Regions from separate parts of the Mus musculus genome. Here regions 2, 3, 4, 5, 6 and 7 are each linked to region 1. Evidence: chromatin loops called from intact Hi-C (ENCODE). Cell type or tissue: left cerebral cortex. All regions are shown on one strand. Region 1 overlaps Gm32067 (a long non-coding RNA gene). Region 2 overlaps A830082K12Rik (RIKEN cDNA A830082K12 gene). Region 3 has its middle 170 kb from the start of Gm32067. Region 4 overlaps A830082K12Rik (RIKEN cDNA A830082K12 gene). Region 5 holds the start of Gm31946 (a long non-coding RNA gene). Region 6 has its middle 270 kb from the start of Gm25383. Region 7 overlaps Gm32067 (a long non-coding RNA gene).

The links. A loop is a pair of places that touch in the nucleus more often than their neighbours do. Peaks named below come from ENCODE experiments on the same cell type or tissue, not always from the same donor. Only the 100,000 strongest peaks of a DNase experiment are listed, where the experiment ranks them.
Region 2: it touches region 1 in a loop (4-fold over the local background); 6 of 42 quality-filtered maps call a loop at or near these places.
Region 3: a loop joins it to region 1, with 8 times the contacts of the local background. A loop is called at or near these places in 3 of 42 quality-filtered maps.
Region 4: a loop joins it to region 1, with 5 times the contacts of the local background. A loop is called at or near these places in 6 of 42 quality-filtered maps.
Region 5: a loop joins it to region 1, with 2.0 times the contacts of the local background. A loop is called at or near these places in 2 of 42 quality-filtered maps.
Region 6: a loop joins it to region 1, with 4 times the contacts of the local background. A loop is called at or near these places in 2 of 42 quality-filtered maps.
Region 7: a loop joins it to region 1, with 4 times the contacts of the local background. A loop is called at or near these places in 3 of 42 quality-filtered maps.

What each region holds. Positions count from the first base shown.
Region 1 is chr13:78,575,164-78,579,163 of GRCm38, reverse strand. All of the region lies in intron 1 of Gm32067 (a long non-coding RNA gene), which reads right to left. Among named protein-coding and RNA genes, the nearest start is that of Gm32067, 94 kb to the right of the region's middle. In left cerebral cortex, a CTCF peak has its summit at 1,523; DNase peaks (open chromatin) are centred at 1,929, 2,708, 2,869, 3,415 and 1 more place; H3K27ac peaks cover 2,344 bases.
Region 2 is chr13:78,199,304-78,203,303 of GRCm38, reverse strand. The region is part of intron 1 of A830082K12Rik (RIKEN cDNA A830082K12 gene); the gene reads right to left. Among named protein-coding and RNA genes, the nearest start is that of Nr2f1, 2.4 kb to the right of the region's middle. In left cerebral cortex, a CTCF peak has its summit at 1,534 (motif pointing right); DNase peaks (open chromatin) are centred at 81, 1,570 and 2,705; H3K4me3 peaks cover 3,742 bases; H3K27ac peaks cover 3,228 bases.
Region 3 is chr13:78,655,939-78,659,938 of GRCm38, reverse strand. No RefSeq gene overlaps it. Among named protein-coding and RNA genes, the nearest start is that of Gm32067, 170 kb to the right of the region's middle. In left cerebral cortex, no CTCF peak of the experiment used is centred here; DNase peaks (open chromatin) are centred at 1,432, 2,413, 2,965, 3,543 and 2 more places; H3K27ac peaks cover 3,424 bases.
Region 4 is chr13:78,208,269-78,212,268 of GRCm38, reverse strand. The region is part of intron 1 of A830082K12Rik (RIKEN cDNA A830082K12 gene); the gene reads right to left. Among named protein-coding and RNA genes, the nearest start is that of Nr2f1, 11 kb to the right of the region's middle. In left cerebral cortex, no CTCF peak of the experiment used is centred here; a DNase peak (open chromatin) is centred at 2,211; H3K4me3 peaks cover 2,978 bases; H3K27ac peaks cover 4,000 bases.
Region 5 is chr13:78,425,761-78,429,760 of GRCm38, reverse strand. It overlaps Gm31946 (a long non-coding RNA gene), which reads right to left and starts at 2,809. Exons shown (of 3, transcript XR_382671.4): 1 at 2,457-2,809. In left cerebral cortex, no CTCF peak of the experiment used is centred here; DNase peaks (open chromatin) are centred at 1,535, 1,856 and 2,346; H3K4me3 peaks cover 1,303 bases; H3K27ac peaks cover 1,632 bases.
Region 6 is chr13:78,889,925-78,893,924 of GRCm38, reverse strand. No RefSeq gene overlaps it. Among named protein-coding and RNA genes, the nearest start is that of Gm25383, 270 kb to the left of the region's middle. In left cerebral cortex, no CTCF peak of the experiment used is centred here; DNase peaks (open chromatin) are centred at 1,445, 2,087 and 2,471; H3K27ac peaks cover 1,422 bases.
Region 7 is chr13:78,518,356-78,522,355 of GRCm38, reverse strand. All of the region lies in intron 1 of Gm32067 (a long non-coding RNA gene), which reads right to left. Among named protein-coding and RNA genes, the nearest start is that of Gm32067, 37 kb to the right of the region's middle. In left cerebral cortex, no CTCF peak of the experiment used is centred here; DNase peaks (open chromatin) are centred at 1,366 and 1,961; H3K27ac peaks cover 1,414 bases.

The DNA of each region.
Region 1 (4,000 bases):
CAAACCAAACCAAAACAAAACAAAAAATTGCTTCTAAAGAAATAGCTCAAAAACATTTACTTACAAATACATGTCCACATGCTATCCAGAGTATCTCTTGGTAATCCCTAAGTTATCTAAAAGTAAGCTAGCATTTCATGACTAAATTGAAAAGGCCCAAACAAAAAGATATCTGCACGTGTCATTCTTTAATGAAGCGCTGTCAGCTCCCTGGCTCACCTCCCCATATAAGAGCCTTCATTTCCATGCCTGTGCCAAGGAAAGAGTCAGTCTGTTCTTTGACTCTTCCTAAACCTGCAAGGCCAGAGCCACACTAAGGCTCAGTTTTTTTGTGGTAAGAACATCTTTCTTCTTCTATGTCTGATGTACTGCTTATCATGCAAATGGGAAATAGGCAGCAGAGTATCCAGGTCAGAGGCATCGTGTATATAAATAATTGCTGGGGGAAATATTTGGCTCAGTGAACTAATCTAAAGCCCAAAGCTTAAGATGTCTGTGTCCAGCACAAATGCTGGCTTGCTGGGACTCCATAGACAACTCACTTAAAGTCTCTGTGTTTCATCTTAAAATAGAGATGATAGGAATGCTGACCTAGTCCCCAGAGAATAGCAAGAGACTTCTAAGTACTTCAAAACTTCATGTATCAAAGGAATAGATGCTTGGGGAAAGGTCACAAAATAATGAAAAAAAAATGTTTGTCACCTCAAAAATCACAGATTTCACAAACGGTGATCTAACAGAGATAGCTAAATTCATAGAGGCCCAAACGTTAAAGACATACCTAAAGCATTTGTCACGGATTCAGACCTTTATGATCCTTCTTGCAAAAGACCCAATATTTGTTAAGCAGAAATTACTAGTCAAATGTTCTTTAGCATTTTCTAGCTTGTCAGGGTTTAACCTTAAAACTTTGCCCACCAATGAGTCGCCAAGAAAGTTCTTGAAAACATTACTTAGTGCAAATTCTATTGTGTTCAGCAGGTAGACATAAGCACGTGGTCTAGATGCAACGTAGGCTCACAAAATATACAAATGGAAGCCATAGAATTCTGTCCTATAACTTGTGGCTTTTCTTGATGATCACTGTAAGTTTTAGTGGCTTGCAGGGAGAGGACAACTAGATTAGTGATAGGGATTTTTCTGGACTCATTCTTATTCCTCAGTCCATTCTATCTGGGCAGACTGTTCTCCTACAATCAGAGGCCAGACAACTCCCCAGTTACAGTCTGGTGTGACATGTTGCTGCCAGTTCAGTGTGTCCTCAACACTGTCAAAGAAACTCAGTGACTTCTGGGTTAAAGTTACAAACTTCAATCAGCGTTTGATTGTTTGGTGGAAATTGTATTCATATAATGTGGGAGAACTTCTGAAGAAGCCAAGGAAGGATGTAGGCCTGTGTTTCTGCCACCTACAATTTCTGGCCTTAAAACATTTCAAAACAGTACAAGAGAATAACACCTTATCTTTGGTGCTGTGTGTTACATCATGCAATACTCATGTCTGCCTGTTAGAGTGATTCAAAGAGTGAGCTTTAAAATGAGAAATAAAACTCACAGGATAAAAATAAAATACCTCCATCCTGCTGCTTCTCCAAGTCCCCTAAAACAATCTCCTTCCCCATAATATGAGGACAGTACATTTGCCAGAGTTGTAAAAGGTCAAAGGTTGGGTATAAATTCTTAGTAGTGTATAGTAGTTGCTAATGAAAACTATTATTCTAATCACTGCTATATTAAGTACTGCTTGCTTCATTTCATAACACACTCAAGAAGACTACATGCCTGGAAAGGTGGGTTTTAAACCCAGAAATCCTGTCTCAAAACCATAGTCTCTGTTACTGCTTTCTGTCTTTCCTTTTTGAGAAACGAGTCAGTTCAAAAAAAAGCAGTCTCAAAAATCTACCCACCCACACACAGAAAGCTCCACATTGGTGTCAGGCATATGTAAATGAGCCCTTCCTTTGTCTAAAGCAACACTGCTGTGGTTCTTATGGTGAATTCGGTCCTCCCAACCCCACAGCACCAATCCTTGCCATGGGCCTGGAGAATAAATTCCTCAGCACCGAGCGCAAAAGAGACAGCAAAAGTAATCGTTACTCCTCCCCCTTTGTTTCTTTCTTTCTTTCGGTGGAAAATCCATGACCCCAGTGACCCTCAACCCAAAACTATAGCCCAAGGCTTGGTATAGTTAGGGGCTGGGGGATGGAAGGGGGGCTGATAATGTTAGAGAAAGATGAACTCAGAGCAGAAACAAAGGCCAGTAAACAGAGAGAAAGCAACTGAGTTGGTGGGGAGCAGAGGGGGCTGGAAACAGAACAAGGCACAGAAAAGGGGCTTGGAGAAAGATTGAATAAATTGTTTGCTAGTGCTGTTTAACAAAATCAGCTAAACTTGGCTTTCACAAAGTTTCACACAAAATCATTTTCACTGATTATTTTTTGGCACAAGAAATTTTGTAAATTTGGGGGAAAGATCACAATGTGACACAATTTGCTAAAAATGCCATTCAACACAATTTGATGTAAACTACAGAAAATTTATTATAATTCATTAGAAAAAAAAACCTTTAAAACATGATAGTGTCCTGAAAACTTGGATCAGGTCCACACAAATCACTGGCAGGCACAGTCGTGCATAAGAACCCCACACTCAGTGTCTGCTCAGGCAAATGCCATGTGCCCTTAGTACGCTTAGCTTCACATGAACATCCCAGGGCAATTCGAAGCCAGTGTCAGTTTTGCCGTTTGTTTTTCTGTTTGGTTGGTTGGTTGTTGGTTGGTTGACTTTGGGGTTTTGTTTGGTTTTGTTTTCTCAGAGGTGAAATCCTACAGCCTAGGAACATGTGGGCAATCCTATACAAATATGTGTGATCTATTCACCAGCAAGGAAGCCAGGCTGACTTCTTCAGACACTCAGAGTCAGGTTGAGATTCTCCTGCCTCTTGGATACAACCAGCCCACACCAAGGCTTTTTGTATGGATAGAAATAAAAGAAGCTTGCTGCCTCACAGAGCCCAGTGCTTGTACTTCATGGCCAAACACCATGAAATGCTAAGACAGTATTTACCATAAAAATTTTTATACATAAAGAGACAAAGCAAACTGTGGAAAAGATGTTTTAATTTGTAACACAATCTAAGACTTGAACTCTATAATATATAGTTAAAATAATCCAAAGAGAAAAAAATTTTAAAAAGTAAATACAGTAATTTATAGAAAAGGGAAGAAAATGAGTCATAAATATATGAAAAGATGTTCAAATCACTTCTACATGGAAAATGCAAATTAAAATCTCATCAAGATATCATATTTTACTATCAGATTGGTAAAAATCCAAAAATTTGACAACTTTAAGGTTGATAAGATTCAGAAAAATGAGAACAGTGACTCATTGCTGGTGGGCGTGTGAATAGGTATCCACGCTGCAAGGCAAGTTGGCAATATTTGTTGAAATTTTACAAATACATATACTCTTTGACTCAGCAGTTCCAGTTCTAGGAGTGCATTTACAGATATATTCACATATGGGAAAATCATAAATGTGCATGATTGTTTACTGTAGCACGTTTTATAATAACAAGGAGTTAAACAGTCTAAACTGCATTGATACAGAATGGTTGAAATGAACTATGGCAATCCAAGTAACAGAATAAGAACAATAAAAAGAAAGAAAAGTAAGGATGCTTTGTACGATTAGTGAATAAAGACGGAAGACTCAGAAGATTTAAAAGTATTTTGTGTGGCATTGGTCTTCAGAGTGGGAAAAATATGTGTAGCATTTGATTACATAAACAGTTCTTTTAGATCTCTAGAAGTCTGCTGAAGAAACTAATAACACAGGTTATCTGTTTTAGTGTTGGCATGGAAACCAGCAGATGGGCGAACGATGAAGGAGGAACTTTGTGCTTATTTTTACCCTTGTTAATTTTGTTTGAACCATGTTAATCTATTATTCACTTAAAAATTAAGCAAATGTTAGATACATCTACTACTTTAAAAAAA
Region 2 (4,000 bases), 380 kb after region 1:
GACTGAGCGCGACTCGCGAAGTCCTGTCTGCGGCGCGGCTAGGCACAGGTGCCGAGGCCGGCGGGCTCCACGGCTTCTCCATCTCTGCAAGCTGCAGGCTGGCCGCGCGGAAGCTAAACTTGATGCAATCTCGGGTCCCCTGCCCACGTAGCGTTTCCCGCTCCGGGTGGGAGAGGTTAGTGAGAGGACCTGTTTTGGGTTTGGACTGATGGGCTGGCAAGGATCCTCTCCTCCAAGGAGGCGTACCTTCCAGGCCCGGACGAAAGTTCTCCGGGTCCTACCTGGGCTGCCTTGACTGTTTATCTAGGCTGGCGAGGACGAGTAACGATTGCCTTTCTACCTAGCCACGTTATCGAAGATTACAGACCCCAAGTTTCAAAACACACACACACACACACACACACACACACACACACACACACACGATTATCTTTGCGTTACTTGCCTGGTACGGCAGGGCTTGGCCGAGTCTCACTTCTGGTGCCCACCGTGTACAGCCCAGAGTCCGAGGGAGACTAGGCATGCAGACCCCGCACCCAGCAGGCCTCCGGTTCCCGGACGCTTGCTTTTTGCTTCCTCTCCCACTGTTTTGTGACTCTTCCCTCCCCCAGCCTCCCTTTCTCTGCTGCGTTCCGCTGCTCACTACTCCCTGTCTCTGATTGTTTGGGGAGTAAAATTTAGAATTTCTATATAAACAGCGCGCACACGCTCTCTCTCTCCTCTTTCCTTCCTTCCTTCCTTCCTTCCTTCCTTCCTTCCTCCCTCCCTCCCTCCCTCCCTCCCCCCTCCCTTCCTTCCCTCCTTTTTTTTATCATATCAATTTCACCTTTAAACGAACCGGAAGACTTGATCACGAATATTAGGGCTGAGAGGCTAAGGCCAGGAGCCCCTGCCACCCCATGTCCCGCCTCTCCATCATCTGCGTACAATGGGCCGCAGCACGCAGAATGCAGTCTCCATTATTCCAAATAGAAGGGCATACATAAGAAAGTCTTTATTCTGCTCTTTAAAAAAAATATATATCACTGGCCACTAAGTGGTAGATCCCAGAGACCAAAAAGCGCAAAGCGTGCCCCAAACACTCAGCGCTTTCTAAAGCCCTCACTAGTGAGATTTAAAGTGGGAACCAGTATTAATAGCCAAACCCTACCTCTTTCCATACAACTTGGCCATTTACTTCCACCTTTACCTTGGGGCGCTCGGAACGCTTGAGACAAACTTTTACGCTCTCCCTAGTTGAGGGCTGGTAAGAGGGACTCTCACTCCCACTCCCACTTCGGGTGGAGGCAGCCGTGGCTTTGTCACTCTGCCGCCCTGTGCCTGCCTGAGCCTGCGGATGAGAGCGATCTTAAAACGAGGGGGGTTGCGAGTGTGGGATTGGAGAATATGTAACTAATAGAAGTATCGTTTTCCCCAGTACCATCTTTCAAGGAAAAAAAAATTCCATTGAAAGAATTTTCAAAGTGCTGTCTTGGTTTGGAGAAAAGGCACTGGTTGCCAATGAGGAGGGGAGGAGGGACTCGGCTGCGTGCCGCCTGAGAGCGGCTCCCGTCCGCTAGGTGGCAGGCCGACCTAGCGATTCCTGCAAGGCCCGCGGCGGGACCCGCTCCTCCTGCCTACCCCTCCTTTTGCGACCAATCACCTTCGGGAATGGGGTCTCAGTCACACACACCCCAACACACACACACACACACACACACACACACACACACACACCACCACCACCACCACCACCACCACCACCACCACCACCACCACCACCACCACCACACAGCGAGTGAGAGACTCAGTCTCTTCCTCCTCCTCCTCCTCCTCCTCCTCTCCCCCTCCCCCTCCCCCTCCGTTTCCCACTTCTCGTCCCCTCCCCTCCTCCCCTCTCCCTCTTCCCCGTCTTCTCGTTCGTTCGTTTGCTCTTTTCCTGTGACTGACTTGTCCGCACTAACAGCCGCCCCACAACAATATGAGGAGTTACAAATGCTTTATTAATAATCATTGAAGCATTGTTTGGAGTTTGAGCATCCTGGGAATAAAAATGATGAAAAAGGAAAAAGAGGATTGATTGGAAAGTTTATTTTAAGATCATCTTTGGGATGAATAGGAATCATCGATTCGGATCGAATTTGTGGCAGTAGCTGCAGTTTCATGTGTGTGCTTTGTCGTAATTACGCCTCCGAAACTATGATATACTTCAGATTTTTAAATGAGGAGGCTTTTCATAATTATATAAAATGAGCGGGATACAGACTAAGATTATATTGAATGTGAACTAAGATTCTAAACCAAGTAGACTTCACAAATCATTAAAATGATGGAGTTTTTTTCCTCATTAATTTTTTTCTTAACGTTTTCAGTGCCACTCCTTACGCTCATAAAACCTAATTCTGAAAAGTTTTCATAAGATATACAGTAATTTCTTTCTCCTCGTTTTTTCCCATCACAACGCGTTCTCCCCTCATCATCCCTTTCCCCTCGTGTGTGTGTGTGTGTGTGTGTGTGTGTGTGTGTGTGTGTGACCATACACGACCCATACTAATCAGGTCTCAGAGTAAATAGCAGCGCAGGGCGATCTCAATGTAAATTATGCTTGTCAGAAGCACCCCCCCCCTCACTTTCTCTTCTCCTCCCCTCGACATCCCAGACTGTAGGTAGCTGGGGGGAGGGGAAAAGGACTTTCCAACCAATGGCGTGAAGGAGGCTTGGCTAACCTTAGCCTCCCATTTTCTCTCCCCCCCCCCACCCCCCATTCAGGGCTCTGACCAGTCAGTCGCCTTTGATTATCAGTTGCCAGCAGCCCTTCTCTTGGCTCCTTGACACGAGCTCCATATAAGGCAGAGATCTCCATAGAAACGTGTCAGTTTCAATAGTAGTGTCAAAGTTCACTATATACAGACATTCGCGCAGATCCCCCTTTCGGAAACATTGCTCTGAGTGTCCTCCCGTTTAAACGCATTCAATTTTTTGGTCCCTCTCCTCTCCTCTCCTCTCCTCTCCTCTCCTCTCCTCTCCTCTCCTCTCCTCTCCTCTCCTCTCCTCTCCTCTCCTCTCCTCTCGCCCCTCTCTCCCTCCTCTCCTTTCTCTCACCCACTCTCCTCTTGCCCTATCTCTCCCCCTTTCTTTTCCTTACATATTCTACTAGTTGTCGCCCTTCCTCTTTCTCTCCCTCCTTTTCTCTTTCACTCCTTTCCTCTAGAAGAGAGAAGACTAAACTTGAAAAAAAAAGGAGGAGGAGGCACCCCTCAGTATTCTTCTTATCGTTATTATATATATATATGTATGTATATATATATATATATATATGATTTTTTTTGGAGGGAGGGTGTTGGTTCCCAGCTGAAGAGCACTTATTTAAAATACTAAAAAAAGAACATTTTTGGGCGATCTCCAGGGTTTTTTAACTAGCTCTGTGTGTTATAGCAGAAGAAGCAGAAGAAGCAAGAAAGAGGAAAAGAAGAGGATTATTTATTCGACCTACTTTGGATGTCTCTCTCGCTTTCTCTTTTTCCTTATTTTCTCAAGCATTTTCTTCTGATTTTTATTTTTTTCCTATTTCGCTGTGAATTCGTCGCTGGCGTGAATTATCTCGTATTTTTCTCCCCCTTCCGTCACCTCCCGAAAGAAGAAGGCAGAGAGAACCCGGCGCCACCCGCACAACAAAAAGAGCAAAGTGTGTGATCTTCCTCGCCGGCTGCCTCCCGCTCTCCAGCGCTGCCTTCCTGAATGGCTGGCTGCGTCCGGCCCTGGACCTGGCCCCCAGACACCCGAGCGCCCTGATCCTCGCCGGCAGCTTCGTCCCGATCCTGCTCGACTCTCCCAGCTCCCCGCACTCTTGAAACCGGGCGAGGGCTCCCGCCAGGACAGCGGCGGCGGCACGGGCAGCACCGGCCTCGGCTCGCTCTCGGGCTGCGGCCCCGACTCCGGCTCGGACTCCCGCCCGGGCCCGGGCTCCTCCAGCGGAGCACGCAGCGGCGGCCAGCTCCTCCAGCAGCGTCTGCAGCCGCGA
Region 3 (4,000 bases), 81 kb before region 1:
TTGGAGTGTACTAGGAAGACGACTCTAAGATGGAGTACCCTGAAAATGGATTTACTTAGTGTGTCCATAGATCAGCAAAGGTGAAAGAGAGGAAATTGTCCTTTGTACAGGGAAAAGTCAAACTGGAATGAAGGCTCATAAGTTTCAATTACTTCCCTGCGAGTCTGACACTGAAAAGGCACTGAGAGTTAAGTCAAAATAGATGATAATCAAAAATCTATAAAAGTAGTCATATTGTTGTATGACATTCATGCAGTTACATCATATGTAGATGATATGTTCACATGAAACTAGGTGAAGTTTGATCTAATGGTATAAGTATGTTACCAAGGCCCAGTTTTCTCATGTTTTTCAGTTTTAAAAATGATTTTATTTTTATGTATTATATTACATTATTTTATTTATATGTATATATGCTTGTGTGTGTGTGTAAGTACATTCACATGCCTATGCCACCAGAGGTCAGAAAATAGTGGTCAGATCCCCTGGAACTGGAGTCACAGGCAACTGTAGGCTATGGACTAGGTGCTAGGAACATACCTCCAGTCCTTTGAAAGAGTAAATAGTGCGTGCTTTTGATTGCCAAGCCATCTCTCCAGCCCCATTGTTAGGCTCTCTATCCCCCTTCTCACAAGTTCATATCCTCTCTCAGGAACTTGCCTCAAGTCTAGATTTGGAGGATCAGTCGTGTCATACTTCCTATTCTCCTACTCCAGCTCCAGTGGAAAAGGAGAGCAAACGATGTTTTGTAGCCTCCTATGAAAGACCAAATGTTTTTCTAAAGTACATATACTTTTACATTCTTCAAGGGTCTTTATAGTGTGCTCATTCTTGAGCAATCTTTTCCAGTCTGGGTACTAGACTCCGGTTACCAGTATTACTCTGGGAGGATTAATGCCTACAAAACACAAGTGGAATAATTTGCATAGGGAAAATATGCCTGAAAAAATAGATGTCATAGATGATATGCCACAGCCAAGCCTAGTACATTCTGGCTGCAGTGAGCTAAAGCAAAGGCACAAGAAAGAGATGTAGTATGAAGGGCACCTCTCAGAACACACGAGCCCTTTGGTGGCTAATAGCTTTGAACACAGATGGACTGCTGGCCCTGCTTACTCACTAAGTCCTTTTTTATTTTACCAATGAGTAAACATATCTTTATTTCTTCAAATTAAAAACTGAAAGAAATGTCAAAAACTGGAAAAAAATAACATTTTAAAATTAAACTCTATTAAAGAAATGCTAGTTCAAAAAAGACATAATTGGGCTCTCTAAAACCTGGCAGCTCCCAAACGCCAACAAGTTTTTCTCTTCGCAAGTCTGTTCTCAGCCATTCCAAGAAAGGAACAGAGAAGAACAGAGCTGTATCATTTTGATGACAACCCACTTCTAATCCACAGGATCATATGCCTTTGCACCCTGTTCAAAGGAAACTTGGCCTAGAAAAGAATTAGTTTCATAACAAACCAGCCATTCTGAGAATAGAGGTGAGAAGGGATCGGGCGGAAGACTCTGAGACGGTGGAGAAGAGCTTCGGCTTTAATTGCCAGTTCATCTGCAGTTTCACAGGCATTCTTGGTGACCAAAGAGGCTGAGCAACTAGCTCCTCAAACTCTCCACTCCTCAGTGCGAAATGACAAATCAGTAAAATCTTGGTGTTCATAAATACACTTCACACACACACACACACTCACACACACACACACACACACACACACACTCACACACGCACACACGCACACATGGAAATGCTTGAGTCACAGAGACAGGATAAATGCAATCATTTCAAGAAAAATAGATTACTAGGAAAGGTCAGCATCTGCAAGATCATATACATTATCCACATTTAACCTTACGTGTGTGGTTGCGGGACATGCCAACATCTCTGTCAAGTACCCAGTTATATTTGCTAATGATGTTTAGAGAGCTATAACCCAAGGAAGGCTGTAAATTAGGAAGTCATTATAAAGCAAAACAATGCAAAATAAATTTTCATCTCAAATGTTCATATTCAATTTGTATTTCTGATTAAAAGACAGTCAAAATAGTTTAGAATTTAAAGATCACTATTTAAGAAGGGATAAAATTTACACCAAATATACACACATACCCAAAAAACAAACAAATAAACAAACGCACTTAAGAAGAAGCAACATTTTAAAGGGCTACAGAGATTATTCTTGCTGCAGAATCAAATCTCTCTCCTATGAGTGTGTTTGAATGGTCCTATTCCGTAAGCCTCCTTTAATTTCTCCTTCTCTCTCCATGATCTCCTGGTAGTTACCATTTCAAACAAACTTTACATCTAAGAAGTTAGTGCTGCTAATGAAGGAAACGGTAGTCATGAAACTCAAGCTGGAACAAAGGGGGAAAGGGAAGCCTACTTAACTGTATGGGTTCTGCTACAGCTTCTTGTGGATTAAAACCCTGCAGGTAAAAGGTGTAGAATGCTCCCTTTCTCGGTGCTTTGGTGATGTAAGCAAGAAGGCACAGCAAATTAATTCATCCCTATCATTTCTCCTCATCATCCTGTCACCCACCAGGCCATGTCTGGGAAGCAGAAGACATGTTCCTTTGTTTCCTTTGATTTTTCTCTCATTTCTGTGAATTTAATTTTCAGTGTGAGCGTGTGTCTGAGCTGGGGCAGACAGATTGGTGCAGGGTTTCTTAAAAACAATTTTTTGCTCCATCAGACACAATATATTCTACTGAAAGGGAAGAAAGCACTGCACCCCAGGGGAAAAGTTTCCCCAAAAGTTTGTTCCCTCAGAACTTTAGAATGGAAAGCTGTGTCCCTCTTGGGTGATTTAATTTAATTGTTATGTTTGTTAGCTTTGTTCTAGGAGAAATTAAGCAACCATCAGAGGCACTTCATAGGCAAACACCACTTTTTGGTAGACAGAACACAAACTAGGAATTGGAAAACCAAAAAAAGAATACTGGCAGTGTCGTTGGTGACTTCATCTCCACATGCCTGAAGTTCCTGTTTGCAAAGGGAGTCTAGCTCCCACTCACTGCTTCTCTCTTGGAGATGCTGTCAGGACTCATAGACTCTGGGTTTTTTGCTCTGATTTTTTTTTTCTTCTGAAAAGGAGCAGAAATTTTTAATGTCGCAAAAGGCACATCTTGATAAGTTTGAAGAAGGCAACCCAGACATGATAGTGTGCTCCATTTGATAATTTCAAAGGTGATACATAGTCTGTGCTCATAAGAAAGTGATAGCTCAAAACATCCAACACTAAAACTAATCACTGAATATGTTAAATGTCAAGGTGTGTAAGAGAATAGAGCAAACTAAGTTAGGTCGCAAAGGTGGGAGTTTCTAGAGGATAAAGGCACAAACTCCAGATCTCCAGCCTGAAACCAGACTTCTAGCTGAGTTACTTTAAGCAAATTGCTCAACTTCTCAGTGCCCCAGTTTCCTTATTTGTGACAAGAAGAAAATAGTACCTTCTTCATAAGGAAAACCTATATCCATATAAAGTGCTTAGAGCAGCTAGTTCCTGGCACATAGTAAGTAGGATTGTTGTTATTATTAGAATGTGTAAGATTGTTGGGGCAAGAAGGAGCAGTTCTCCAGACAGAGTGAACACATTAAGTACAGGGGACAGAATTAACACAACAGGAGCCTGGGAAGTGTGAGAATGCTCTACTCCTAGCACATAAAGGACCTGGCAGATGAGGCCGGTGTGGGAACTTCACAGAGGTCTTTGCTGTGAAGACAGGCTTTATTTTACATACAATGAGGAGTTGGTAAGTGATCTTAGATTCAGAAGCAATATGCTTAGATTTGTGACAGTAAATACTTAAAAGAAAGTGCTGATGGAGTGTGGAAAACTGTTGGATGGACACAATGATCACCCTCCAAGTACCCACACCTCTTAATGTCTTTAGAGCTTTCCCCACCACGGGTAGTTATTTAAACTTATTTAAAACAGGCGAACACTAGACTTGCTTTATCTTCTAAAATGCAGTGAAACTTCACCATGGCAGTTCTAGT
Region 4 (4,000 bases), 370 kb after region 1:
AATGACCCGAGGTCCCAGTGAGCCCAGGGACCCGCACCGGGTTTGGGGAGCGTGCGCCACCCACCCACCCCCCTACACACACACACCCTCGGCCAGGCCACGGTTCCTTCCAGAATACCCCTGAGCAAGCTGCGGACTTTGTCATTGCAAGGGTTAACCTGTCGGTGGCCTTCAGTGCCACCAAGACCATGGCCTGTTAATGCCCTGCGGCAGCCTAGCACGAGGATCTCTAGCAGGAGACTCTGGCAGTGCTTGGCCGGGCACTCGCACTCAGCACCTGGTGATGACCCTGTGACAGAGGCAGGATGAGGACTTCCCTTGCAGAAGCAGCTCTTGGCAAAATGGAATTTGAGACTACAGTTTCCCAGGCCAGGAAGGGAAAGCTTAGTCCTCAGACCGAATAATTCGGCCCAAGGGCCTTCCTTTTGTGGGTTGAGGTTACACAGGAGAGTAAGGACCCTTGGCTGTGAGGAGAAGGAGCCTGAATTTGCCTACACCGAGATCGCAAGGATCCACCTCCCTCCACCCCACCCCACCCCGTGGACAAGGGTGCTCAGCAGCCAGGTCAGGGCCTCCCAAAGAGCATTGGGCCTTTGAGAGGCCTGGATACCCTGGCCAGAGCCGGTCTTCAGCCAGAACCCACCCCTCCCCAGCTTCAGGAGAAGGGTGCATCTGAGTAGGAGTCATCAGGCAGGCCAGGAATTTAGGCTTAGGACCTTGGGTGAATCGGGACAGAATCACTCTAGGTGAGGTTGGACAGCGACCCGCAGAAGGATGGAATCACGCCAAGAAAACACACACTTGGAATTAGGATTCTTAATTTCAGGTCTTGAAATTCTTGACCTTGAAGATTTCCTAGCCCCGCAACATATACTTCCTCCACAAGAGGATTTGGGGAAAGTCAGTTTCTTAACATTCTTTGGTCCCTGTTGTGTGTGCTTAAGGTAGACAATAGCTACAACTTAAACACCTGCGATTTCTTACAGCAACCCAATTTGAGGAGTGATTTCTCCTTCTGTGTGCAGTGCGAGTGTACCCTGGAGCATTAAGGTAATTCCTCTCGAAAGGGTGCAACAAGAGGTTTGCACAAACCAGCTAAAGTCACTGCTGCCCTTATCCTGGGCAAACAGAAAAGGAGACCCGATTATCCACCCCCTTTTCTTAAGGTGCTAGTGTGAACCTTACTCAGTCTGAGCCTAGTTAACATTCCTTTAACCCTAAAGATCCATCTGGAACTACGCAAAGGGAAATTGGGCCAAAAAAAGGGAAGCTACTGAAGAGAGGGTAGTTGAGCTGAGGTCCTAAGCCGAAACTGCTCAGGGTTTGCTTTGACCCAGCTTTGGGACCTGCCTCCAGAGCAGATAAACTCTCGAGTGTCTGGTCTCAGGGCTCTGGGAGCCCCGGACCTAGACGTGCTCAGGGCTGCTGTGTCCCAACTCTGCATTTGGGGGCGGCTTGCGCACACACGCACTCTCACACGGCGCGTGCTCCTCGAGACCTTCTAAGGCTATCCGAAGGACAGAATTCTGTGAGGTCCCGCAGAGCACCCACATTCGACCCTTACTCAGGCATCAGACCGGAGGGCGTCCCGGCCTGCGGAGGCTGGCAGACGTGAGGCAATCCAGAGCCTAGCAATGGACAGCATCTCCGGGTCTCTAGCTTCCTCACTGCCAATCAGACCTTCCACACTTGACAACCTTAGCTCACTAGGCTGCCCTTCCCTCCCAGCAGCTACTGGAAAACACTGGGCCGGACTGGCCTGAGCGCCGGCTGGCTCCCGAGAGCCAGGGCACTTAGGCGCTTCCCCAGGTAGGACCAGCTCAGCGCACTTTCCCAGCCTGACCCGCTCTTCCTCCTCCCACACACTCCCTACCGAGCGAGGACCCGCGGGTGTTTGGGGTGGTTGTTGTTCTTTTAAAAGTATATTAAAGGATCATTGGCGTCTCCCTGTCAAGTCATTACGCCTTTATCCCCATCAATTAAGCACACCTCAGAGGACTGCTATTAAGAGCTAAATTGAGCTGCAAAAGTAGGTATCCCGTTTCAGGCAGATGTTGTTATCTCCCGCTGAGGCACGGCCAGCCGGGCTCTACCTCCGCTTCCCTCTACCGCCCTAGTCAAGCTGAACGCGGCTTCCCGCGCGCAGCGAGGAGGCAGAACCGGAGGTCGCAGCCAAAACAACGCGCCGGTGCTAGGAATGGACTCTAGCCCATCTCAAGCTCTGTGCAAGTCAAGAAGTGTCTACAGAGTTGAGTAGAGGACGACGCCAAAAGCTAGCTGAACGGGTTTCTTTTTTCTTCTTTTATCTTTTTTCTCAGAGAGGTGGGGAATATCTGTTAATAGCTGGCTCCCAGCTGGGGATGCAGGAGGAGGAGATTGCGATAGAGAAAGCAAAGGAGTCAGTGTGCCTGGAAGTCCGCTACTGGGTACTCCGCTTCCTCCTCCAGCCTCCCCAACCTGCTTCCTGGGTAGCAGGTCCCCTGAATTGTAGATCAAAGCGCGGTGCAGTGGGGATGGGGGATTTGAAGCTACAGAATCCGGAACAGAAGGGTGCGTTTAAGACAAAGGAAAAAGACTTGGGACTCCTGTGGCCTTCCACCCAGATGTGTCTTTCCATCCTTTCTCAGTCCAGACACTTTAAGGCACCACTGTCGCCCGCAGCTGGGAGACCTTGGAGCGCTAAGGAAAGAAACAAAGGGACATGGCCCTTACTGCAGTTACAAGGTTTCTTTCGTGACACTATCCACAATAAATTAAGCCAAGGCTAAAGGAGATTAATTTCCCAACATAATCCAATTAAAAGATTTCTAAACTAATCTTTTACGGAGAAAAAAAAAACTTAAAAGATGTACGGTTAAGGGGGTGGGGAGTCTGGTGGTGATGATAGTGATTTATCTCCTTCACACTGAACGCAAGCAGAGGACGTTTGCTCTTCATATGCAGTTTGACCAGAGCACCGGTTGGCGTTGGTGTCTCCAGTCCAACCTGAGCCTTCCAGAATCATCTGCCACACTAACCTAGGCCCCATCACAGAGTGAAAGGACTAGGGTTACTTACAAACACTGTAGACTTTTTAAAGTGCTATTAGATTTATGGTCTCTTTGTCGACGCCCATCCAGAGTAATTAGCACATATGTTCTAAATAGATGATAGTTTTGTGAGCAATAAAGCAATTACCCATCGTTGGAGCTGACAGTTCCTCCGACTAAACTCCAACCAGCAGCTAATTGGAAAAGTCATTTCAGCTACATTGTCTGCAATTAGTCCTGCTAAACTACTACACCCCAACTTGCTGGTTTGAGGTTAATTTATTCAATGTTGAATTTGCGTGGACAAGTCTTTGCCACAAACGGACTTGCCGTTTGCTCCCTCTGGACTGCACCCAGGAACTAAAGGAGCAGGTGGGAGGGGCGTAAACAGGTGATATTTGGGGGCCAGGATGTGAGGGAGGGTGCCTTATCCAGTCGAAACTTCAAGGTCAGTGTCCATCAAGCTGAATATCTACAGAGAAAAATTGTTGCTTCTTCTCCAGAGCAGTAAGTAATAAGAGAAAAGCGTCAGTCTGGGCTACCAAAACCTTCCATTTATTTTTTTTAAATCAAAATGAAGAGGAAGCAAGTGGGTTCTGAATTTCACAGCCACCCAGGACCTCCCCTACTGTCCCTAAGAAGTAAATGTAAATCAAATAGCACCCACCCAAGAAGAGCCCTGAGTCCTCATCTGAGAGAATCGGCTTCTAATTCCCAAAGTGACTCCAGGAAAGAAAAGGCCAGAAAGGTCAGGATGCCTGGCTACTGACCCCGACCACTCTTAGCATAAAGCTACTTCCCCCTTGAAAATGGGATTTCTTCATAAGTTTAACTTTCTTTTCTTTGTCATTTTCCCTTTCACCTTTTTTCCTTGCTCGATCTTTTTCTTCCTTCTTTCCTGAAATTAAACCCAATCGGTCCAGGATATATGCACATTGAGTGGAAACAATGTGTTAAACGTTGGTTTGACA
Region 5 (4,000 bases), 150 kb after region 1:
CAACAGTCTGTAGTGTCCTCTTTGAAGAATAAAGATGGTGGAGTCAGATCTCTGGTGTTTCCAAAGTTATGGCAGGAAGAGAAAGTTGCTTCCGGTGAGTCAGGACAAACCTCTGGGCTTTCACAACCCTTTCCAACCAATGAACTTCTGCTTATTAATTAGACAGTTAATTAAGCACTTGAGTTTTATGTGAGATTACAGAAATTCCATTTAGAAGACTCTAATAATATCAGAAATTAACTAAATCAAAAGTGCTATCATGTTCACTGCACGAAGCATAATACATGAAAAAGAATAATAATAGTTAATATATGAAATAGGATAGATGGAAAAGCCAAAAGCAACCTACTGTTGCTGACTGAGGGCAGGGTAGGAGGTAGTTTAATAGGAAAGCTAAAACTCATCTTCTTACAGGCTACATAACTAAGCCATCTTGGTAAGACAGGAAGTGTGGCCCTACCCTTAGAGATAATGTGTGACTTGGTGAGAAAGCCCTACTTCGTGGAGAAGTGGGGTGACATTTACTTGAGCTGGTTCAGGCAGTCATCACCCTAAATGGGCAAGGTACTCCCTTCCGGGACAAAGAGTCAAGGCAGCTGAATCCAGGCTCCAAACTGTTAAAGAGTTCTTTTTAGGCTGGGCATGGTGGTGCACGCCTTTAATCTCAGCACTTGGGAGGCAGAGGCAGGTGAATTTCTGAGTTCGAGGCCAGCCTGGTCTACAGAGTGAGTTCCAGGACAGCCAAGGTACACAGAAAAACCCTGTCTCAAAAAAAAAAAAAAAAAAAAAAAAAAAAAGAACACCCCCCCAAAAAAAAACAATAAAAAAACAAACAAACAAGAAAAGAGTTATTTTTAATTTCTTATAAGGAGCCCAACAACACCACAAAACTGACAAACGAAGAGGTGGAAGGAACTGCAGCAAGAGTCTACACCCTGCAGAGAACCTGTGGCCTGCCAGGGTGGAGATACTGCACACAGAGTGAGCAGCATCAGAAGGCTATCTGTGTTCCCACCCTGCTGTAGGTTTGGGGACTTCATCCAGAACACAGACCTGCAAAACATCAGAAACAATGCCTACTTGCCAATGTTTTTGTCGAGCCTTAAATCTTCAGAAATGTTATAATTTGGCATCTACAAGACATTGTTTAGGTTAGTGCTTGTGTATATATACATAATGCTTTCTGTATCGTTTAATCTCTAGACTCAGGTTTCCATACTCCTTTGTCTCCAGGAGCTCCGCAGAATCATTTTATTTTTCCCTAAATAAGAGTGGTTTAAGCTTGACTGGCCTTTTGCACTATTTTGTTCTGGATACCATTATACCACATTCTCAAAGTCACAATGCAGCATAAAGTAAAAGCCAACAGACCAAATAAATTCGAGGAGAGATTTATGCTCTAAAAATCTGGCTCCGGACTTTTGTCTGACAGTGACTAAACTTTCTCACTGGAAACACGTCTGGGGAAAGTTCCCACTGCTGTGTTTCGTTGCCAGAGTATCAGTGGCCGCGCTGAAGTTCTAGAAAGACGACAAGGCCCTTCTGCTGAACAGATCTCCCTGAGTTAAAAGAAATTTGAAACGCTCCGCACCTTTCAACAGCCCCCAAAGTTATATGCTTTATCAGATTTTAAAGTTACTCCAATCCTCCTTGTGGTTACAAGCTTCTCTGCCCCCACTATCTTCACAGCCGCTGCCCTCTCCTAACTAACAGGTTTTGACGTCATTCGGGCTTTGCAAACTGTGTGCTACAGCCCTTGCTCAGGCTTCCCAGCTGCCATTAAAGTTATACTGCATTTGGTTAAGTGTGGAGGCTGGCACAGCAGAGGATCCATAATGGTGATTATCATGCAAATCAGCCTCCCGCAAGTCAGGCTCCTCCTTGGAGGCCTTGCAGCTTGGCTTCCCCCAGTGCTGCCCCATTGTCCCCAGGATAAAGCTAACCGCTCGCTCGCTCAGCTACTGACTCTGGAGGACTCCGAGACAGTTCTCCTGACAGAGATTAGTGGGCAGCGATGAATCTTTCACTTGTGGTAGAAATATGATTTTATTTAAGAAAATAACCATCCATAATTGGGCTTCTGTCGCTTTAAATTTTAATGGGTAGAGTACTGTGGAGGCTGAAGAACTTTAAATTACGGCTTTCAGAAGCTTCTCACTGAATCTTTCAATTATTCTCTGTAAGTACTTTCTCAAAGCATGTGCCACCATGACATTGATATCACAATTCAAATCTAAATTCAAAACTGACTGCAAGGCTATGAGCTATGCGCTGGCGTACGGGCTGACTCGTTTTATCTCTGAACATCTGACGAGGCGAATCAAGAGGCGCTCTCTCAGAGCCCAGCCAGCTGTTTGCCAAATATTCAAATACCCTGGCATGCACAAGAGCCTTTCAGATTTCCCCACATCAAAATTAACGACGACCTCCTATTTCCCCATTAGTTTCTGGCTCACCTCCATCCTTTCTCATAGGCCCGCCTGCCTCACTCTGCTAAGTGCTGCTCGATGCTCGCTCACCTCTAGGTTCCTGGCTCCAGCACTGGACCCAGTGTGTGCTGCAGGATGTGAGCAGTTCAGACAAAACCACGGGGAGCAGTTTTCAAGCCTGTGTTTCCTTGAAGTAGATCTGAAAGGGTGGCTGGACTGATACTTCTGCAGTCTGAATATAGATCCAGAGAGTGCATGGCTCTCCTTAAACGGCATCATTAAACTGAAACAGAAAATGGACCTGGAAAGACCATACATAGCAAGGGCATTGGGAAAGGCATTTCTTTCTTCTACTTCGGTGTCTTAACGTCCTTGTTACAAACCCACTTTCTTTCATTGTTTTAATATCTGCATATTAAAGCAAGCCACCAAAATGAATCCATTTAATTATTTATAGTTCTAACTGTAGACTTTCAATTATTTCAAAATGTGTCCCTGACCTCAGCCTATGCCATTTCTTGTTTACAGCTGTAAACAACTAAATCCAGCTGCTCTCAAGAGCACAAGGAAAGACACTTCATCTCCTCCCTCACATGTTAAAGGTCCTGAAGCAATTTTCCTCAGCAAGTCTCCCACGGGACAACTAAGAGGAGGCTGTGGATTTTAAAGTATGCTGCTGCACATGGGGAGTTTAAGGCAGAAACGACCAAGGTACCATTGACGCAGGACAACAGCCTCTGTCCCTATGGCTGCCTGCATTTCCTGAAACTGGACCTCAAATCCAGGTGGAGCCGGGCCAGGCCTTTTTTATTCCTTCTTGGAAAGCCACTTCTTGACGTGTTCGTTTCCTGTGATGTGTTTATACTTGGGCAGAAGGGGCGCAGCAGGAATGAATCCAGGGCACACTGAGGGGGAAGCTGCTCTCCCAGGAACCATGAATGCCAGATGTCAAATGAACCAACTTGTGCTATAGAGAGTTCGCCATGCAGGATACTAGAGATGTCAAATCATGTATGAGAATTCCTGACATGGGGCCTTTTTTTTTAGCTTATGTAAAACTAGATGGGGAAAAAAATCACTAATTTTAAAATAATATCAACAATAAAAGAAGCCGCAAATTAAAGCATACAAATTACCTGAGAACCAGAAAGGCCAAAAGTGTTCCAATTCTGCCACGGAGTGTCTTCCCAGGTGCCCTGCGTATTACAGGCCACCATTTCCTGAAACAAGCCCAGACACAGCTTTGCCCTCAGATAGGAGCTGGCGCACACAGAAAGATGATTCCTACGATTCCTAAGATACTGGCCATGGAGACAGAAAGAAAAGTTGTTAAGACTCACATTGGTTTCCAAGACCAAAACAATGCAATTATAACTCCCGTTGTGCTTGAATATTTAAGGCTTGTGAAGTGTTTCCAACACAGAGCAGTTGCACAGATATCTTTTACTCAAACCTGCAGTATGCTCTTGTCTGCTAAGCAAGAGATCTTCATGAGCCAGCTTTGATGATGGGCTAATCTCCACACTTCAGGATTTCTATGCACAAAGAGTGTCTCTCACCTATAGAGCTTC
Region 6 (4,000 bases), 310 kb before region 1:
ATAACCTTCCTGCATCCCTCCAGAATGCAATGGTTACATTCATGAGCCATGAGTCCTTCATCTGTCTTGTTCCTTCATTGTACTTTGGGTTTTCAAAACAGCAGTGACAGTGTCTTCTTAATATCCTGCCTTCAATATTTGGAAAAATTCGTGTTGTGCAATTGGGGATAATAAATGTTTCTTCAGTGCTAAACTTGTCCCTGATATGTAGGTATATCCATATATCTCTATGATACAGATTCCATGGTCACAACCTCATATTGCCAGAGCCTTTATTGCAGTCCTTCTCTGGGGTCTCACTTTTCACAGTGCAATGAGGGTTCCTTCTTTGTTGTGTTTTATTAATTCCTACTGTAGTTCATGTTTTTATCTCACCTATAAATTTTCAGTAGTATTATATAATCAGCCACTTATGGTTCTGGCTTCTAATCTTCTACATTTTGATAACATTAAGACTACTAAAATGTGAACCTTAAAGATAGTTATAACTATAGCCATAGATTATTGATTTTGGGGCAGGTAGATGAGAGAGAGAGAGAGAGAGAGAGAGAGAGAGAGAGAGAGAGAGAGAGAGAGAGAGAGAGAGAGAGAGAAAGAGGATGAGATAAGATAGATGGGTGAGTGAGTGAGTGGATAGATATTAGACAGATAAAATAGAGACAGATAGATAGACAGATAGATGATAGATGAGTGATAGAAGATAGATATTAGATAGGTAGATAGATGTTAGATAGAGATACATAGATTAAATTGATGATAATAGACAAACAATAGATGATGATGATGATAGATAGATAGATAGATAGATAGATAGATAGATAGATAGATGGATGGATGGATGGATAGATAGATAGTTGATAAATTAGAAATGAGAGATGATAGAAATATAGATAGATAGTAAAATAAATGATAGATAGTAAGATAGAAAGATAGATAGTAAGATAGATAGATGGATAGATAGTTGATAAATTAGAAATGATAGAGAGATGATAGATAGAAATATAGATAGATAGTAAGATAAATGATAGATGGATAGATAGTAAGATAGAAAGATAGATAGTAAGATAGATGGATGGATAGATAGATAGATAGATAGATAGATAGATAGATAGATAGAATGAGGGAGGGAAGGAGGGAGAGAGGGAGGGAGGGAGAGAGAGAGAGATCTATTAAATGTTCTTCAGGTTCTACGCTCACTAACTTACATTTCTATATAAAAGCACTGTATTTCATATAGAATTTAAAATACCTGCTTACATTCTGGAATTTATTTCTTAATATTCACATACTCTGGAGGGTTAAGGTTAAACTAAAATTTTATTTCCCTCCCTAGCTACTTGGCTCACCATAAAAAGAGAGCCATGTAAATTTTTTTGCCTTTTCTGACTTTAAAAAGTTGATGGCTTGCTACCTTTTTTATCTGAAGCATGTAGGCAGATTCTAATTTGGCCCTGCAAAAAAAAAAAAAAAAAAAATCTGTTTGGCCCTGGGCTGAGGGAAGATGTTAATTTTCATGACGGTTTTAGAACACATCAAAATTCAGTATGCATTTTTTTCAGTATTTCAAAGCAATATGCTTAAAGCATGCAGTTTAGAGCTAGAACATATAGAGCATTTAAAAATATTCATGTTTTACCAAGAATCTATCCGGTCTATTATTACAGTAAGTATGATACAAAGACATCTTTATATGATTGTGAATGAAGTGTTCTACATTGGAAAAGAGTTCAAAGGAAAATGATATATCTTCTTGCTCCAGAATTCTTTTCTGGTTTGGGTGCTAGAAATTCAATATAGTCCAAAAGAGAATTGCATAACTGGACTGGATGCATTAAGTACAGCTCAAAAAGTAGTTTTAGAAATATCTAACGTCCAGCTTCTAATATTTGACTTCAATTGATCTTTAGTAACACCCTTTGCTTGAAATATTAACATAACTACTATTCAGCATGAGTATGAGCTACCTGCCATGAAGGCCTGTTAACACCAAACACTTGGACATGATCACATGCCCTAACCACTGAATTCGTGTTCTCCTATGCAATGAAACTATAAATAGTGACTCCTTTTTGAAATTAGTATGAAGAAATGTTTCAAATGTCTGAATGAAAGTGAATCTGTAGGTTCCCAACCGCACAGAGGACAGACAGGCTTTCAGGTTTACTTGATGTAGATCTTTTGAACTTATGTTGTCTTACTCACTGAGTGTGAGAGAAGTTAGCGACTTGATGGCTATTGATACTGTGAATATTAGTAAACACACGAGCAGGCAAGTACGATTCATGAAATTGTTTTCTGCCTCTTATCTCTCCAAATCATTCTATTAGTAAAATGGAATATAGTAAAATACCGAACAGGCTTCCTTCTATTCATGTACAGACATTTGAGAACTCACATTAAAACGGAAATGGTAGGGACTAAGATGCAATGTAGTGGGTAATAGCACGAATTGCTCTTTCATAGGAACTGAGTGAAATCCTCAGAACCTGAAGTAACCTCGCAGTCCCCATATCAGGTAGCCCATGTCAACCTTTAATTCCAGCTCCAGGGGTATCTGCAGTCAAACCTGAACAGGATCCACACTCAGCCACAGACACGCAGGCCTCCCACATACCAGGAACCACACACATGCACTCCCCCCGCGCCCCCCCCCCCCACAGCCACAGCCACACACATATATTCATATATTTTAAAGTGAGAAACAAATGTAGAATGGTAATTTTCTGAACTACTTCCTGAGCTAAAAAACAGCTATTGATGGTTTTTGACCAAATGTATGCAGATATATGAAATTCACCTTCATGTTATTTCTTAAAGTAAGCAACAAGTCTGAACTATATTAACATCGTGGTGATCGTATTTCCTCGTGGTAGTAGAGATTTAATGTATAGTGGGCTAACCTATACTCTAACTCACCAAGTTGCCCAGGCTGACTTCAAACTTACTCTGTAGGCCCAGCTAGCAGGGCTTTGCTTGACCTTGAACTCTGAATTCCTCGGTCTCCTGGACATCTGAGATTCTGCATGAAAATTTGGACTTTGCTGAAACAAAGTATTTCTTCTTGGAAATCCATCCTCTAAAAGTGTAAGTAACTACATGTCCTAACATGTAGCACACTTCCTCCTGATGACCTAATATGTGCCAAACTCTCAGCAAACAGCTTTCCACATATCATTTTATTTAGTCTCAAAATGGCCAGCAGTGTTGATACCATTGAAATGTCTGTTCTAAAAAGAATAAAGAGGAGGTTCTAAGGGTTCATCAAATCACCCATAGGCAGTCTTCAATAATGTTGATATTTCAGCACAGACAACTAAACATCCAAGTCTTTGCTTAGCTATCATAATGTATTTGCTAAAAATACCTGCCTTCCCTCGAACTGATTCAGATGCAAAGCAGAGAAACAAACATTGCTGGTACAATAAAACAAAATCTAGAGATGAAATGTAGAGAGGAAGCTGTGTGGATGTAACAATAAAGAAATGGGAATAAAGTAGCTTGACAGTAGCCTGCATATGGGTACTCAGTTGGCACCTCTAGAAAAGCACACCTAAGCAGAGTCAGTCAAGAGAAGAAAAGGGGACGGTGAACTCTGAGAAATACAGTAGCATCAAGATGAACCTAGATGGCTACCAGAGAAAAGATCCCGAGGAGAGTGGACTGGACAGATGTTACATGTGTGCCAGGCTGGCAGTGGTGTGTGTGTGTGTCATGTATAGTGTGCCCACAGAATTGACCCTAATCTAAAAGACTAAACCTTTTTGACACTTCCTTTGGAGGGGAAAGTTTATATTAAAAAGTCATCATTCTTTGAAAATGAATTCACTCTTCATAATCAACAAAACTTTCAGCGACAGCAGTGAATAATATTTAAGCAACACAATAAAAAGTGGTTATAATACAGTCACACTGATTTCCTTGAGAGCCCACTTGACTGAGTATAAAGATAAGTCCAAAATATTTTCAGCATTACTTTTGTTGTTAAAATAAGTCAATGACA
Region 7 (4,000 bases), 57 kb after region 1:
AGGCTAATAAAGTGAAAAAGAGGCAAGTATCAAGCACCCGCACACCTCTGCAGTGTTTCACAATGTCTCTCTGGAGCCATTCAGTGTAACAGGCAAATCTGCTTTTAGTGTTGCAGTTCCAGAATGCACTATTTTAGATTTATTCTTTGTCTACTTTCCACTTTTCCTCACTCTTACATCTCAGACTGTGGTCTATAGTAAACCATCACAGTTATCTTTTCTTTTCTAAGTAATCTATGTAAAGACTTTGGAATTAATCTATAGCATTCTATAATCTGGAGCACACTTGGCTTTCAAGATTCATCTAGTAGAACCACATACTCAGTCCTTAAATGCGTGCTCTTCATCATAGGTTATTTGTTCAGTATCAGTTGAGCATACTACAGAGCTTCCTTTGCTCCTACTTAAGTAACAGATGGTCCCTAGAGACAGAATATAGTTAATAATCTACATTAGTACTTAACCATGCTGTGCTTTGGTAGGCATAGTGAAAAACTGCACCCCTATATTTTAAGTCACCCGGGTTTATATGCTCAACGATGCTAATACATTGAGTCAGGCGATTTCTTATCCTTTCAAGACATATTTGTGATAAAATGGGAAACACTTTATTTTAACCAAACCTCTGAGAAGCGCCAATTACAATACATTTATATGAACCTATAAAAATATACTTATTTATCCTACTTTACCTAAAAGACACACATCTGTTCCTTATAATTGTTTGAGCTTTTGAGACAGAAAATACAAACAAGAGAGGAAAGGATAAATAATTCCATGCCATGGTCAAGTTGCTCTCACTGATCATGTGCTCATCCTTTCCCTCACTTGTGTATCTCCTTCACCAAGTGAACATCAGTGTGACCATTTTGCAGGCTTCACTTCATTTGCAAATATAAGTTTTGAAAATCTTGACAGTTCAACATCAATGACATTAAGTTATACACACATAATCATTAATAATTATTCTTTCAAACTGAGTTAATATTCCTGTCTGACTACATGAGGAAGTTGGTAGGAAAGGCTCAAAAGGCAATTCTTCTGAAATAATCAGAACCAAATCAGGATTGAACTTTTTATAATTGATGTTCTTTCATACCAACAAATTTATGGGAATGAAGATTGAACTGGACGTTTCTCCATTATGTATTGTATTGAGTTGTTCTTTAAATTATGGAATTATGGAATTAAATGTTCAAAAATGAAATTTTTTTGAGTTGCAGTGTCCCTGAATCAAATGCTGTAAAGATGAAGCAGCTATGCTGTTATGTCTGTCAAAGTCTTCTAGCTCTACTTCACATTTGGCGCTTTTATATTTGTTCTTCTATTTCTATTTTGTTAAATAAAATGTTGGGACATATACCAAGAAACACAGATTGTCCATAGCAGCATAAGACTTGGGCTATGGTTGGAAATAATTTAAATTAAACATTACATGAACACTGAAGAAGTTTCCAGCTTCCCAATTTAACTTGTGAATAAATTATACCCTCCTCAAAAAAAAACCCAGAAAAAATGTAATACAGGAATATTATACTAAGGCATCTAGGAATCTAAATATATGATTGATAGATAGATAGGTCTATATATGAGTATAAATTAGACTTAAAATGGATAAAAGTTAAATATATTCTCATTTTTAACAAGAAGGTTACTAAATCTCTCCAACATAAACTATCAAATATAAAGAATTCTCTAGAATACAAACCAGGCTTTAAGAATCTTATCTAAAATACAAATTATGTTTTTAAAAACAACTCTAGCCTGAAGTATCCATCCCACAGCCAGGTAAAGAGCATTTGATAGCAAGATGTCAATAATTGTGCAATGCTTTTCTAATTGGGCAACTAGAAGTATTCTTTTTATTCCACAGTTCTGCAAAATGCTGTGTTGCTTATCAAGTTTTAAAATAACTGCCTCCGTGTCCACATTTTGGCAGTTATAAACTATGGCGTGACTAGAACTTTGCTCATGTTACTTTGGATTCACAGGCTGTGTCTAAATGTAGCCTCTGACTTGGATTGCTGCACACAGAATCCAGCCAGACTGGTTGTAGAGGTCTTTGTAAAATGTCGAGATATCAAAAACAACCAATTATTAAAGCCTTTTTTAAATCTATAGACCTATACACAGAGGGTCTATAGACTGAGGGCCAACATATGACACAGATTGATAGGCAATATTTGACTCTGATGTCACTCTTAAAAATCACTGACAGTTAAAACTGATTGGAGGGTTTCAGGGAGTGTATGTTTTTAAAATCAGTCTTGACCTGCCTCTGGACTGCCAGAGAAGTCTCCTGAGAAGGGTATCTGCTACCTGGCTCTGATCTTCTCTATAGGAACGAGACACCAGAAGGAAAAACAAACAAACAAACAAAAAAAAACCACAAGACCAATAGGAAAATATTAAGAATAACTTTATTCTGATTACTTATAAAACATTGACTAAGCGTAAAACTGTGTAGAAAAGAAGAAATTCTCAAAAGATGTTTAGAATGATGTTCATAGTGTCCATGCCTCTGAACCATCAGTGTGCATTGAAGTAGAGAGGAGCGTCTTCCTTCATAGGAAACAGTAGATTGAGACAAATTTACAAGTAATTTCTACAGAATGTTCTGGGAATAAGTAGTTTCAATCTTATAGCTGTGCTCCAGAGTGCGTGCAAAGCAGGGAAAGTAGAGCTACTAATTTTGTGTGGTTATATTAAACTTTGAAACCAAACTAGACAAGGACAGTGTGGGAAAAAAAAGAGAATTACAGATCAATCTAATCCATGCACACAAATTCCAAACACTCCAGTACTGTATATAAAGTAAACAGCAATTCAACTTCTATCAAGAATGCACTTTCCAATTCAACATGAAAATACCTTGGAAATCTTTACTCACACAAAAATTAATTAATTAATGTGGGACAGGTACTGTGAAGATGGCTCAGGCGATAAACTATTTGCCTTGCACACATTAGCACTCACATAAAAGCCAGGTGAGGTAGTACATGGTACTTGCAATCCCAGCATTGAGGCAGCAGAGACAAGAAGATCCTTGGGCTAGACCAACTGGGGAAGTCCAGGTTCAGTAAGAGACTGTCTTAAATAATAATGTAGCCAAGAGTTGAGGAAAACAACTGATGTAAACTGTCTTACATGCATAACCCAAAACACTCATGAGCACACAAGAGAACACATACACAGACCAAAACAAATCCAAATGAACAACTCAAACACTTTCTTGGATCTGTAGATAATAAGGTGAGAGACAAGCTACAAAGTTCAAACAAGTGACAGAAACAGCAACCAATGGTGGATAAGCCAAAGCAGAAGTCAAAGGAATCATGACCTACATGTAAAACTAAATGGTGTGGGTTTTTTTTTTTTTGGTTTTGTTTGTTTGTTTGTTTGTTCGTTTGTTTTTTACATTCTTTGTGAAAGAATGGGTATAGATAAATATGAATATGAGGAAACCCCAGAGGCCCAAATTGATTGACTGATTGATTAATTTTACTTTATATATTTTTTATTGTTTTTTTTTTTTTTTTTTTTTGGCTTCCTCTCCAGGAGCCCTGAACCACAGGAGGTTATAACATTAGAGATCAGAAAAAGTTCCCTTTGTGCCTCTGGCAAGGAGAGTGGAAGAGCAAAGCCTTCAAAAACATGTCTAAACACCTATTTTAAAAGTCCCTACTCTCTTGGGTTGCCTTGTCAAAATAATCAACTTTACCACAGCTTTCGAGAGGAATTCCTCCATTTCAGTTCTCCCAGCCTCTGTTTTATCCAAAGAGGTGGCAGGAGAACAGAGATGTCTTCAAAGAAATATATGTGAAAAGTGGCAACCAAAAGGAAAAAGAAAAAAAAAAAGCAGACCATTTCATTGGAGAACAATACTATGTGTACAATCTACAAACCTTGTGAATTAACCCACTAAAAGATGGGATTTTTTACAAAATACTACAGAATGTTCCATCAAACTTTCAGTATAATAACAGCCCAAAATACCAAA